Regions from separate parts of the Homo sapiens genome. Here all the other regions are linked to region 3. The links are chromatin contacts, found by Hi-C or POLR2A ChIA-PET in ENCODE. All regions are on one chromosome and are shown on one strand. Each heading gives the region's core, a stretch centred on a gene start or an enhancer-like site at or near the end of the contact. The rest is flanking DNA. Distances are from core to core; before and after follow the strand shown.

What was found. A loop is a pair of places that touch in the nucleus more often than their neighbours do. ChIA-PET counts read pairs that join two places held with the same protein, here RNA polymerase II (POLR2A). Pooled maps may share reads with other maps.
Region 1: a loop to region 3 is called in a pooled map, with 5 times the contacts of the local background. The contact joins the promoter of DLEC1 here to the promoter of EIF1B-AS1 in region 3. A Hi-C loop is called at or near these places in 2 of 168 maps with a recorded cell type or tissue (CD4-positive, alpha-beta memory T cell and CD8-positive, alpha-beta T cell) and 10 of 50 pooled maps. POLR2A ChIA-PET finds 5 or more read pairs at or near these places in 2 of 52 experiments (BJ and PC-9).
Region 2: a pooled map shows a loop between it and region 3 (13-fold over the local background). The contact joins the promoter of ZBTB47-AS1 here to the promoter of EIF1B-AS1 in region 3. A Hi-C loop is called at or near these places in 6 of 50 pooled maps.
Region 4: a loop to region 3 is called in a map of B cell, with 26 times the contacts of the local background. The contact joins the promoter of ACAA1 here to the promoter of EIF1B-AS1 in region 3. A Hi-C loop is called at or near these places in 2 of 168 maps with a recorded cell type or tissue (B cell and CD4-positive, alpha-beta memory T cell), 1 of 37 single-sample maps with no recorded cell type and 6 of 50 pooled maps.

The regions. Positions count from the first base shown.
Region 1 is chr3:38,037,760-38,040,933 of GRCh38, forward strand. It overlaps DLEC1 (DLEC1 cilia and flagella associated protein), which reads left to right and starts at 1,449. Exons shown (of 37, transcript NM_007335.4): 1 at 1,449-1,877. The coding sequence starts at 1,467. RefSeq lists enhancers at 1,514-1,723, 2,014-2,243.
Region 2 is chr3:42,652,867-42,655,646 of GRCh38, forward strand. ZBTB47-AS1 (ZBTB47 and NKTR antisense RNA 1) reads right to left here and starts at 1,522. Exons shown (of 3, transcript NR_125400.1): 1 at 1,128-1,522. It overlaps ZBTB47 (zinc finger and BTB domain containing 47), which reads left to right and starts at 831. Exons shown (of 6, transcript NM_145166.4): 1 at 831-1,017. RefSeq lists an enhancer at 805-1,446 and silencers at 1,452-1,811, 1,852-1,931.
Region 3 is chr3:40,308,169-40,311,224 of GRCh38, forward strand. It overlaps EIF1B-AS1 (EIF1B antisense RNA 1), which reads right to left and starts at 1,530. Exons shown (of 3, transcript NR_033965.1): 1 at 1,155-1,530. It overlaps EIF1B (eukaryotic translation initiation factor 1B), which reads left to right and starts at 1,539. Exons shown (of 4, transcript NM_005875.3): 1 at 1,539-1,804; 2 at 2,725-2,888. The coding sequence starts at 1,774. It overlaps LOC124906228 (a long non-coding RNA gene), which reads right to left and starts at 643. Exons shown (of 2, transcript XR_007095876.1): 1 at 1-643. RefSeq lists an enhancer at 1,270-1,629 and a silencer at 1,900-1,949.
Region 4 is chr3:38,135,732-38,138,749 of GRCh38, forward strand. ACAA1 (acetyl-CoA acyltransferase 1) reads right to left here and starts at 1,396. Exons shown (of 12, transcript NM_001607.4): 1 at 1,134-1,396; 2 at 861-954. The coding sequence starts at 1,304. MYD88 (MYD88 innate immune signal transduction adaptor) reads left to right here and starts at 2,930. Exons shown (of 5, transcript NM_002468.5): 1 at 2,930-3,018. The coding sequence starts at 2,970. RefSeq lists enhancers at 2,511-3,018, 2,614-3,018.

The DNA of each region.
Region 1 (3,174 bases), core at 199-2,698, 2.3 Mb before region 3:
AAGAGAAGTAGAAGTGGAAGTAGCCCAGGTGTGTGGGCAAGCATGCTAGCACTCATCTCTGGAAGTGGGTTTCAGGATGTAAGGCAAGCAAACTCAGTGTGGAGTAGAAAGTGGTTGGTTGTATCACCTGTGAGCAAAAGCCATGGTGTGCAAATGACAACAGTCAATGTGATGTTATGCTGCTGCCCTGGACAAATGCAGTCCTCTTTTCCATCTCAGTGATGCTGTCATCACCCCCCTGATTGCACACACAGGATACCTGGGAGTCATTCTTGGTGCCTGTTTCTTACCTCCCATTATCCACCAGCAAGTCTTATCAATTCTACTTTTTGGATCTATCTCCAATCCAGTTCCCTCTCTCTCATCCAATCTCCCTTCATCTCTTTCCTAACTTCTGTGCTAGTTTCCTAACTGAACTTCCTGATGCCTCTTGCCTCTCCTGTCTATTCTCATAGCAATCAGAATGATCTTAGTAAAACAGAGCTGACCATGACATGCCCCAGCTTAAGACCCTTGATGAACCTCCTACTGCCCTCAAAATAAAGTCCAAATTCCCTATTGTGGCCTACCAACCCACTTATGATCTGGCCCTAACCTATCAGTGTCATTCCTCCACCCTCACACTCTTTAAGTTCCACTCCTCCTGAATTTCATTCCGTCCTTCCCACATTTTTAAATATTTTGTAAAGATGGGGTCTCCCTATGTTGCCCAGGCTGGTCTCAAACTCCTGGCTTCAAGTGATCCTCGTGCCTCAGCCTCCCAAAGTGTTGGGATTACAGGTGTGAGCCACCACACACACGCTCTTATTTAGGTACTTTTTTGTTTTTTGTCATTCTACTAACTGTAGTACTGCATTGTGGTTTTAATTTCCACTTCTTTGATGACTAATGATGTTCAGTCTACTCCTTCTTTGAAATCTCTGCTTGGTTTTCATTTGTTCCAAGAAGTAATCGCTCCTTCTACAGACTAAGTTCCTGTCCTCCTTTGTAGTTCCATGACAACCAATATTTATCTCCACCTTGGCCTTAACCCACTAAAGTACAGTTGTTTTACTTTTACCTCCACACCCACCGCCATCATCACAAACACACACATACACGACTGTGCACTTCCTGAAGGCAGAAGCAGCATCATACTTCTTTGGTATCTTCAGCAATCAGCACAGACCTGAAACACAATCTTTACACAATAAATATGATGAGTGAATGAACAGTTGCTTAACAAATTAAAGAATGGATGAAGGTAGGTAGTTAGGTACAAGGTTTTGCAGATAGGCCTGGCTGTGTCAATTAAACCTTTCTTCATGGGTCCTCACACTTAGTAAGCTCACTTTTAAAAGGACAATGCTGAAGACACAAATGTTTACAATGACCACAGCGATGACGGGATCCGAGAGAAAGGCAAGGCGGAAGGGGTGAGGCCGGAAGCCGAAGTGCCGCAGGGAGTTAGCGGCGTCTCGGTTGCCATGGAGACCAGGAGCTCCAAAACGCGGAGGTCTTTAGCGTCCCGGACCAACGAGTGCCAGGGGACAATGTGGGCGCCAACTTCGCCACCAGCCGGGTCCAGCAGCCCCAGCCAGCCCACCTGGAAGTCCTCCTTGTATTCCTCCCTCGCCTACTCTGAGGCCTTCCACTACAGCTTCGCAGCCCGGCCCCGCCGCCTCACGCAGCTTGCGCTGGCGCAGCGTCCCGAGCCTCAGCTGCTTCGTCTGCGCCCCTCCTCGCTGCGCACCCAAGATATCTCGCACTTGCTCACCGGCGTCTTCCGCAACTTGTACTCAGCCGAGGTCATCGGCGACGAAGTGAGCGCAAGCTTGATCAAGGCCCGCGGCAGCGAGAATGAGCGCCACGAGGAGTTCGTGGACCAGCTGCAGCAGGTAACGTGGCGGTGGCGTCGCGTCTGCGGACGGTGCCGGGGTCTCAGCGCTCGGCACGCGTCAGCACCTGCCAGGTGCCAGGCGCTGTTCCAGGATCTGGGGCTGCAGTTGAGAAACAGCCCATCATGCCGAAGTGGGCCCGACATTCTAGTGGAAGGACGCTCTATCCATACACACACATGCGCAAATACCACACATACCACACAACGTGCGGCATATATCTGTAGCACCTGTCTATATTTCTCTAGACACATACGTTATATATTGCATATATCAATGAACGACTGCGGCAGACCGCTGAATAGTTGTTCCATGGAGAGGATAAAGCCAAAAGTCACCCGGCTTTGGGGTGCCTTTGTATCACAAACCACAATCTTGACTGGGCCATTCATGCGCAGATTTTAGGAAGCGTGTCTAGCCTCTAGAACAGCAACTCTGCTTCCTCATCTGTACAAGGAGAAAACCAGCTGACTCGCGGCCTCTGTGCTGAGTCGGCCTCTGCTGGCCACACTACTGAAGACTCCCTTAAACTTGTGGGCACTCCTCCCATACCCGATCCTTTACCCCGGTGTGCTTCCTGCCTCTCAGATCTTCTTCTTCTCCTTTCTGTTCTGTCCTCTACCTGCCCCTTAAGTGACATGCATCCCACGTCGTTAGCTTCAGTCATTCCTTCACTTAACACATTTGTTGAATGTCTGCTGGGTGTCATACTCTGTTCTAGGCAGTGGGGATTCAGCAGTGAATAAAAACGCCAGTGTTCGGGCACACCCACACTCACACACGCAACCTGTCCTCTGTAGCTTTCAACCTAACTGAGGTAGATAGACATTAACAAAATGAATACCTATACAGTATGTGAGATACTTACAGGACCAGTCTCGCCGCCTCCACGGGTTATAGGCTTCTTAAAGTGCAGCCAGAGCCCCTGGCTGGGATCCTGTACTCTGTGATTCGTGGGTCACCACATTCACTCTGCTAAGACTTCAGCCTACCCAGCCAGACCTTGCCCTTGAACTTCAGACTCACATCCCTGTCATTCACATGAGCCAGAATATATGGAGCATTATAAACCTATAAACCCCATGACCAGTCACCCAGTTCACTGGATTCTATCTTCTCAGTATCTGTCCCATAAGTAGCCACTATACCAGAGTCTGAATTGGCAAATAGTGATCCCTTTTTTTGAAGAAAAAAAGTAATACATATTACAAATTTTTTTTTTTGACAGAGTCTGGCTCTGTTGCCCAGGCTGGAGTGCAGTGATGTGATCACAGCTCACTGCAGCCTTAACATCAGG
Region 2 (2,780 bases), core at 272-2,771, 2.3 Mb after region 3:
CTCCTGGGCCGGTGCTAGGATCCACTGTGAGTCAGATGAGGAAGTGGGCTGGGGAGGAAGAGGCAGAAGGCAGCCCTCAGCGGGCTAGCTGGTCAGAAGCATGTAAGCTGCTCTGGCCTGGCCTTAACCTGGGGCCTCTGGGAGCTGGGCCAGCTGTCTGTGCACCCATGCAGGTACAGGATGTCTGCAGCAGCTGCCAGGGGCTTCCAGATGCCCCAGGTTTGGCCCCTGAGACATTTTCTCCCTAGCTCTGGGATAGCCTTATCCTGAGGCCCTACGTATTCTGGCAGAGAGTGGGGGTGGGGGAGGAGGCCCTTGCAATCTTACAGGACAGACCATCAGGCTGTTTCACAGCACCTGCCTAATACCCTGGTCTCTCCTCCATTTCTCCTCTGGCACCTAGAACCAAGTCACCCTGAGCCAGCGCCAGAGTTCCTGCCCACTCGTGAGTAGGACAACATACCCAGGAGATACTGCTGCAGCTGGACATGGACTTGTATGTAAACACAAGCGCACATATGTGGGGAGGGGTGTGGAATATCAGGATGGGGGCAACATGAGAGTGACCCAGGATGGGCAGTAGTGAGCTTGGGGTAGGAGGAGGGGATGTCCACAGAGGCCTCTCCTCTACAATGGTGGCCCAGTCACCATCCAGACCTTGCCAGGTCTAGTGCCCCGTGGTCCCCACCCTGCTGCCTGCTCAGCCTGGCAGCCTTCCTTTACAGCCTCCTGCCAACAGAGCCAGCCCCCTGCCCCCACGGGTGTCCATGCCAGAGCAGCATTCCGCAAGCCTGGCTGCATCTCCCCAGCAGAGGCTGAGCAAGGGGGCCACTCAGCAGTGGTCAGGTCACACGGCTAGAGGGGCACAGTGGGGCCTGGGCCTCTGGTCCCTACTCCTCTGGTCCCTCTGTCTCCTGGCCCTGGGCCAGTCACCTTAGATGATTTGATCGCTGCGGTTGTAGTCCTGGGATTTAAATCTCCTGCCCTGGGTGGCCCTATGCAGCATGAGGCCGCCAGGTAGGTATGGGTCCACTGGAGCCAAGTCCTGGAGGCACAGAGCAAAATGAGCCCTGCGCCGCCCTGGGATAGGGATGGGGGACTGGACCAGTTGGGGACCCCAGACTCACCCCCAGGTCAGAGCAGCCCAGGCGAGAGGGTGGGGGTGGTGAGCGCGGCTGGGGTGCGGGGTTCAGTCCCTCAGCGTGGGATCCCTCAGGGGAGCGGGTGGAAGCCTTTTCTGTTCGGATCCGGGGCCCGGCGCGCTCAGCTTCCTGATTTCACGGCAGCTTCCTATCCTGGCTCCCCCTCCGTGGCGCAACCGGAGGGCAGCGATGTTTGACTCCCGGACGAACTTCCCGGCAGAAAGGAGGCTCAGCACGGGAGGGTGGGGCCGGGGTCTATCTGCTCGGATATGAGCAGTGGGGACGGGCTGGGGGCTGGAGCTGGGGCTGGGGGTGGAGGGCAGCCTGCGGCAGGGCGGGCTGCACGGGGACCGCGCACACCACGCGTGTCCGCGCCCCCCGCCGGCACGCAGGCGGCCTGGCCCTTTAAGCGTCCAGACGGCGGCCCCAGCTGACGCGCGGGCTCCAATCGGCGCCCCGCGCCCCCCGCCCGCCGCGCCCGAGGCTCTGGGGCCGCAGCTGCTTGGCGCTGGACTCGCCGCGGCCCTGCGCCTCCGCCTGCCTGGCCGCGCCCCCGGGGGCCATGGTCGCGGGGCCCTGCGCGGGGGCGGCCCCCAGCGCGGCGCTTCATGGAGCGGCCCTGGCCTGGCCGCCGGGGGCAGCGCGATCCCGCGGGGCCCTGTGAGCCCCCAGCGCCACGGCACCATGGTACGCAGGGCCCTGCCTGTCCCCCCGCTTATCCGCCCACCTGCCAGCTCTGACCTCCCAGGCACACGGCCCGCGGGCCCGGGTGGAGGGGCTGGAGGGATCTTCCCCCCTCCCCCGGTCTCCCGGCTCCATCTGCTGGGTCCCGCGGGCCGGGAATGCGGCGCTGTGGCGCTGCTCTCGGTGGGGAGGGGGTTAAATTCCTGTGGTGGGGGCGCCGGCGCGCGAGGCTGAGGTCTTGCTAGGCACCGGCGAAGGGGGGCGCTCCCCTGCGCCCGGACGGCGCCGCCCTCGGGCTGGGTAATGGGGGGAAGAGGGAGTCGGATTCCCGCCTGGGCCTTGGGCCACGTGGGCGCTGGAGCCGCCCTGCCTGGGGATTCGGGATGACCCGGGCCAAGGGGGTGTGGGAGGACACCCAGAGCTCCCGTACCAACTCCTGTGTGACCTTGGGCAGATCCCCCGCCCTCTCTGGGTCTATTTCCAAGGGAAAGAGGGGAGGTAAGTGCACAGAGGAGGCTGGCATGGACACTCCCTCACCAAAAGGAGGAGCCTAGAGGTCATGAGCCTGTGCCCCCTTGCTCAGTCTGGGCCCCCCCACTGCTGCCCAGCATAGAAAGAATTGACATGGGAGGGGGGCGCAGATGGACTCCCCAGGTTTCATCATGGGGCCTTCCAGGGAGGCTCTGAGGCAGGGTAGAGAGATGAGGCTTCTCATCAGTGAGGCAAGGTACCCCTCAGGTGTAGAAGGCTCTGACTTGGGTGAGCAGCCTGGAGAGATGTCTGGCACCTGGCCAATCCCCAGCCTGACTTGGGGCAAGGGTTTGAGGGCATGAAACCCCCTGGCAACCAGAGTGCCTGACCACCTCCCTGGTCCTGCATCTTAGCTAGGCTGGAGTGACCTGGACTGCAGCTGGCACAGCCGGATGGGGAGGGGCACGCATTGCTTCCGGGAAC
Region 3 (3,056 bases), core at 280-2,779:
ACCTGCGGTCTGCAGATCCTTGGCTCATGGATAAAACTGCAGGGGTGGAGATCCCTAAAATTGGATGGGGAAAGATTATATCTGCATTTTCATTAACCTCTAAGCAAAATTTACCATTTCTTTCCATTATGAATAAAGGCAACATCATAGTGATAGAAGGACCTGTCACTTCGCACCAACAGAAGTTACACATACTTTCATATTAAATTTCTGATGTTACGGACATCACAAAATATCTCTTACATTTATCAGCTTTTTGAAATTATAGTATTAGACCTAATCTTGCTAGATCTTATTAGTGTATTAATAAAGAAATACACGTTATTAATGTATTTTTTAAATTTCAATATAATTGGTTTCCTTTGTAATCCTATGTACTTTGTGAACTTAAAACTTAACTTCTCATTATTCTGAGAAGGGATTCAGCAGCTTCACAGGATTGCCATGGCACACACAAAAAAGTTAAGAATCCCTAAATTTTAGTCTATCTCTTTGCTTCCAGAAAGCCAACCAAGTTTGACAATTGAACACACCTGCCTGAGTGAGCCAATTCCCAAAGTCTCGGGTTTATTTTTCTGTGCGTGACCTGATAGGAAGATATTACGGTCTGGTACATGACTCCATCAATTAACCTATTTGCTGAGCTCACCTTCAGCTTATACCTGGCATCTTTCCTGAATTCTCTGTTGGGCCTTCTGAGGCACACAAAATGAGCTGACAAGCTGATTTTCTGGTATCTTCTGTTCATACACACCTGGCCCCCACTCGATGCCAGGCCCAGGATTAAGCTGGGCAGTGATTCTCAAGCCTGATCCCAGACCAGCAGGCAGGATCAGCATCACCAAGGAGCTTATGAGAATTGCAGATTTTCAGGTCACACCCTAGACTTCCTGAAACAGAAACTCTGGGGTCTATCAGTGTTTTCTCAAGCCCTCCAGAGACACACGCTTTAGTCTGAGATCCACCGTGCTAGGGAATCGGAGGTCCGTCCAATCCTGGAAAGAGAGGCTCCCATCTCCAGTATTGGTTGAGACTAACACCGCTCCTGCAACTGGGGTTGGAATTTCAATGCAGGTAGTTGCTGAGCGGGGGCCAATGAGTTGAAAGCCGGAGCAAGGGGACTTGTTTTGTTCCTGCACCCCGATTTTACTTACATTACCCGGGGCCTCGAGGGTGACTCATAGAGATTAGCCCTGAGCGTCGACCCCTCGGCGCCGCCACTGCACAGCGAGAGAAGGGGAGTCAAGAGAGACGCTTGAGTCCCTTGACTGTCCTCCCCTACGAGCTCTCTGGGAAGAGAGCCCCAGACCTGCGAACTCTGGGCCGCTCTGCGGCCGCTTGAACACTTCGCGGGTCTTCCGCCCCGCGCTAGAGGACGCACTCCGTGACGGGAATTGCGGTCTCGGCCGCCCCCGGCCTCAGGCTTTCCGGGCTCTGCTGCCTCCAGAAAACTACAAGTCCCAGGATGCTCGGCGCGGGACGGTCACGTGGGAGGGGCCGCGGGCGCGGCTAAATAGTCTCCATCGGCCATTTTGTGCGAGAAGCCGCAGCGCCGCCTCTTCTCTCGCGCCCTCGCCTCTTCCTCCGCCTCCTCCTTCGCCTCTTCCTGCCTCCTCCCGGCTTCCGCCGCCGCCACTCCAGCCTAATCCCAACCCCAGGGCGAAGCGTTTTCTTATTTATTTCCGTTTTCTCGCCACTACAGCCTCCTGACAAGGTGATCCGGGCGGGCCCCGCAGGAATTTTATCCCCTCACCGGCCTCACACTAGTATCGCATGTCCACTATCCAGAACCTCCAATCTTTCGGTAAGATCCCGTCGCCGCCGCCTCCCTCCCTTGCCCGGCGCGCATCTCGGCCTTTTGCCCGCCTGGCCACCGCCCCTAGGGGCCCCCTTTCTGCCCTTCCCGCACCCCTAGTGGGGCTTTGTCTCGGCGCCCAGAAAATGGCGACGGGGCCCCTGGCGACCCCTTCCCCGAGGACAGCGCCGGACTCCGAGCCCTCCTCTCGGAGCCCCGGCCGCGGGCCCTGCGCCACCCCCTGCCCCGTCCTTGACCCGGCTCTCGCCTCCGCTTCTGCCCCTTGAAACCTTGGCGATCCTATTTCGTGGACTCCTAGATCGGCCCTGCTACTTGCAAAGGGTATGCCGGGCCAGGGAAACCAGGGATCGGCGCCCGTTCTCTGGCAGCTCCTGGGGGCACTTAGGGAAAGATGCGGATGCAAGCCTCTGATCTGTCACTGGCCAGTGGTTCAGTCTTCTCTGCTTGCGTAGCAATTTGTTAAATTACGCCTCTTGATATATATGTAATCTACTTTTTTTTTGGCAAGGCACAGTTACGGTTAAATGATTAAGGTGGGCGTATTCGAATGTTTATGTTTTCATCAGAATGTAATCGAGATGACGCACATTTTTATAGCGGCTACAATATTAAGGTTTTCTAAATCTTTTTCTCATTAGAGGACCATATTGAACGATAACATTATTTATCTATAACAGCGTTTTTCTACAATGGACATAGCTGTTCAAATGTTTCTCTTTTTGTGAGAGTATCTTGGGGGTTTTATTAATACTCCACCCCCATCTCCATTCCTACCGGCAAAAACAGCAAAGGCACTAGAACCTTCATTGATGACTGTCTGGATTGGTAGTATAATGTATTTCTGGAAAGTACTTCTTAAAAAATATTTTTCTACTTTGGATTTTTTTTTTTTTTTTATCCATTCGCAGACCCCTTTGCTGATGCAACTAAGGGTGACGACTTACTCCCGGCAGGGACTGAGGATTACATTCATATAAGAATCCAGCAACGGAACGGCAGAAAGACACTGACTACTGTTCAGGGCATTGCAGATGATTATGACAAAAAGAAACTTGTGAAAGCTTTCAAAAAGGTAAAGGGATTAGGAAGAAAGGATTAGAGTTACTGATGCACACCTCTGAACTGGATTATGATTCACACCTTTATATCGGCGTGGATGAAAATAACTAGACCAAGAAAGTTGTTCTCATTTTTGTAATTAACATGTAAATATTTAGTTATTCTCCCAGTGTGGTCTCTC
Region 4 (3,018 bases), core at 146-2,645, 2.2 Mb before region 3:
AAGCAGGAGACAGATGCTTTCCTCTTATCTCAACTGCAAAGAGGCCTTCCTCTTTTACTAATACTCCTCAGCACCGACCCTTTACGGGTGTCTGCAAAGAGGCCTTCCTCTTTTACTAATACTCCTCAGCACAGACCCTTTACGGGTGTCGGGCTGGGGGACTGTAAGGTCTTTCCCTTCCCACTAGGCCATATCTCAGACAATCTCAGTGGGGGGAAACCTGGACAATACCCAGGCTTTCTTGGGCAGAGGTCCCTGCGGCCTTTCGCAGTGCACTGTGTACCTGGTTAATCGAGAATGGAGAATGGCGATGACTTTTACCAAGCATACTGCCTGCAAACAAATGGTTAACAAGCCACATCCTGCACAGCCCTAAATCCCTCAAACCTTGATTCAATACAGCACATGTTTCTGTGAGCACAGGGTTGGGGCTAAGGCTACAGATTAACAGCATCTCAAGGCAGAAAAATTTTTCTTAGTACAGATCAAAATGGAGTTTCTTCTGTCTTCCTTTTCTACACAGACACAGTAACAGTCTGATCTCTCTTCCTTTCCCCCACACTGCCGCACTCCCCTTGCCGAGATAGTGAAAATAGTAATCAATAAATACTGAGGGAACTCGGAGACCGATGCCGGTCACCTGGGCCCACTCTACACTTTGTCTCTGCGTCTTATTTCTTTTCTCAGTCTCTCCTCCCATCTGACGAGAAATACCCACAGGTGTGAAGGGGCAGGACCCCTTCAAAGGTCAAGGCCATGGAGGTTCCCCCAGTGAAAATTCGGGGCGGGGAGGTGAGGAGAGCTCTGGACGAACGGAAGAACGGGGAAGGCCCAGCGCAGGGCCTGAGTGGTTCGCTCACCGACACAGATGTCCCCCAGCTGTTCCGGCCTCAGATTCACGTCCTTGAGAACCGCGGTCATGACTGCCGAGAGAAGCTCGTCGGGGGTGGTGTCCTGCAGCAGAAAGAGCAGCCGCAGTGACCCCCACTCCCCCATGCCCACCCCAGGGAGACAAAGCGACCACAGCTGGGTGCGGAGCTGCCTCCGGCGTCCAGGATAACCAAACATACGAACCGGACCCCAGCCCGCGCCGGCGTCTTCCCACACTCGGCGCCCAGACCCTCGGGCCTCACCTTGAAGCCGCCGCGGCCCGCCCGGCAGATGGCCGTGCGCCGCCCGTGCACCACCACCACGTCCGCGGCCGAGGCCTGCGGGGCACCGCTCAGGCAAGGCGCGGCCTGCGGCATCCAGCCGGAATCGGCCGGACCCCTCAGGTGGCCCAGCACTACCTGCAGCCTCTGCATTGCGCAGGTCAACCCTGCAGACCAGCCACCAGTCCGGGAACTGACCGCGGAGTTAACAGACAGCCGTCCGCACACGCGCAGAACCACATCTCAGCCTCCAAGGCCTCAACTCCGCCCACAGCTCTGCGAACAGACGCGAGCGACCCTCCAAAAGTCCCGTCCACCTCCAGCCTCAGCCAACCACAAGGAGAGTCGGCCTGGGAACCCGCCCCTCCCCGCCACCGCCTACCAAGCCCTCTATAGGAGGGCCCACAGGCACCGCCCAGCCGAGCTTTCCACTCAATGCCCCGCCTACCTTGGCCTACCGCAGCCAACCAGAAGGTGTATCTTTACGAATCCCCGCCCAGAAATGCAGACCGGAAGTCTTTCCACCTTTTGTAGCCAAACCCGAGACCTGACCCCCAAATCCCTGTCTCCTGCCCGCAGCCAAACGGAAGGCTGGGCAGCCAGGACCGCTTACTGCTTGGGGGCTGGAGATGGAAGCCGAGGCTCTAATTCCTCTACCCACTTCCTAGGAGGCTCTGCTATCCCTCCGGTCCCAGTACCCGAGCTGGGGGACCTAAATACTTCCGAGACGCCCGAGTCCTGCTCCGACGTGGTTGGGCTTTCCCATTCTTTCGAGAAGACAGGGAATTTGGGCTTCCGGGCTGGCCGGGAGAACAGATTTTACAGACATGCGGGGTGTGACAAGCTCTCTAACTGGAGAATGAACATTTCACACTTTTACCAGTTTTACACCCAATTGGAATGATTTTATTAGTGCCCATTTCCCGTGCTAGGCTGGGGTCTCCACCAAGGCAGAGAGGTACCATGTATCCGGGGAGCCTGCGACACCCTTGACACTTAGTAGATGATCAATAAGTACTTGTCGAATGAGTAAATGAATGAACCAGGGCTCCCCAGGTCAGGACTGTGTCCCTAAACCTAAAGGGCAAGGCCACGTGCCCCCTTGACTCCCAATAGCAGGGCCATGTCTTCACCTGAGACCCTGGAGAGTAGTGCTGGGCTTTCCACAGACACCAAAGGACAGGGTGCCTTGTGCTCCCCAACCTAGTGTCATGACGTCCCCAACCATTTCGAGGGCAGGGCCACGGCATGCCTCAGGCTCCAGAAGGCAGCTGTCCGTTTCCCACTCCCACCTCGGGGAGCACAGCAGGGGTCTTCCCATACCCCTACTGGCAGGATTGCGTGTTCCCCAGAGACAGTGGAGGGCAGAGCTGGTGCCTTCCCACTTGTCCCCTCCTCGCCATCCTCGAGGGCAGGACCGTATGAACCCCTCAGATTCCTCCGTGGAAGAACTGTGGCTCCACCAGATCCCAAAAAGCAAGGCCCGTTTCCTACAACCCCCGAAGGAGGGTCGTCCTCACTCCGCCGCCAACCTACTAGCACCATCACCAGACCCTCGAGGGCGGTGCCGTGGACCTCTCCAGATCTCAAAAGGCAGATTCCTACTTCTTACGCCCCCCACATCACCCGCCTCGAGACCTCAAGGGTAGAGGTGGGCACCCCCGCCTCCGCACTTTTGCTCGGGGCTCCAGATTGTAGGGCAGGGCGGCGCTTCTCGGAAAGCGAAAGCCGGCGGGGCGGGGCGGGTGCCGCAGGAGAAAGAGGAAGCGCTGGCAGACAATGCGACCCGACCGCGCTGAGGCTCCAGGACCGCCCGCCATGGCTGCAGGAGGTCCCGGCGCGGGGTCTGCGGCCCCGGTCTCCTCCA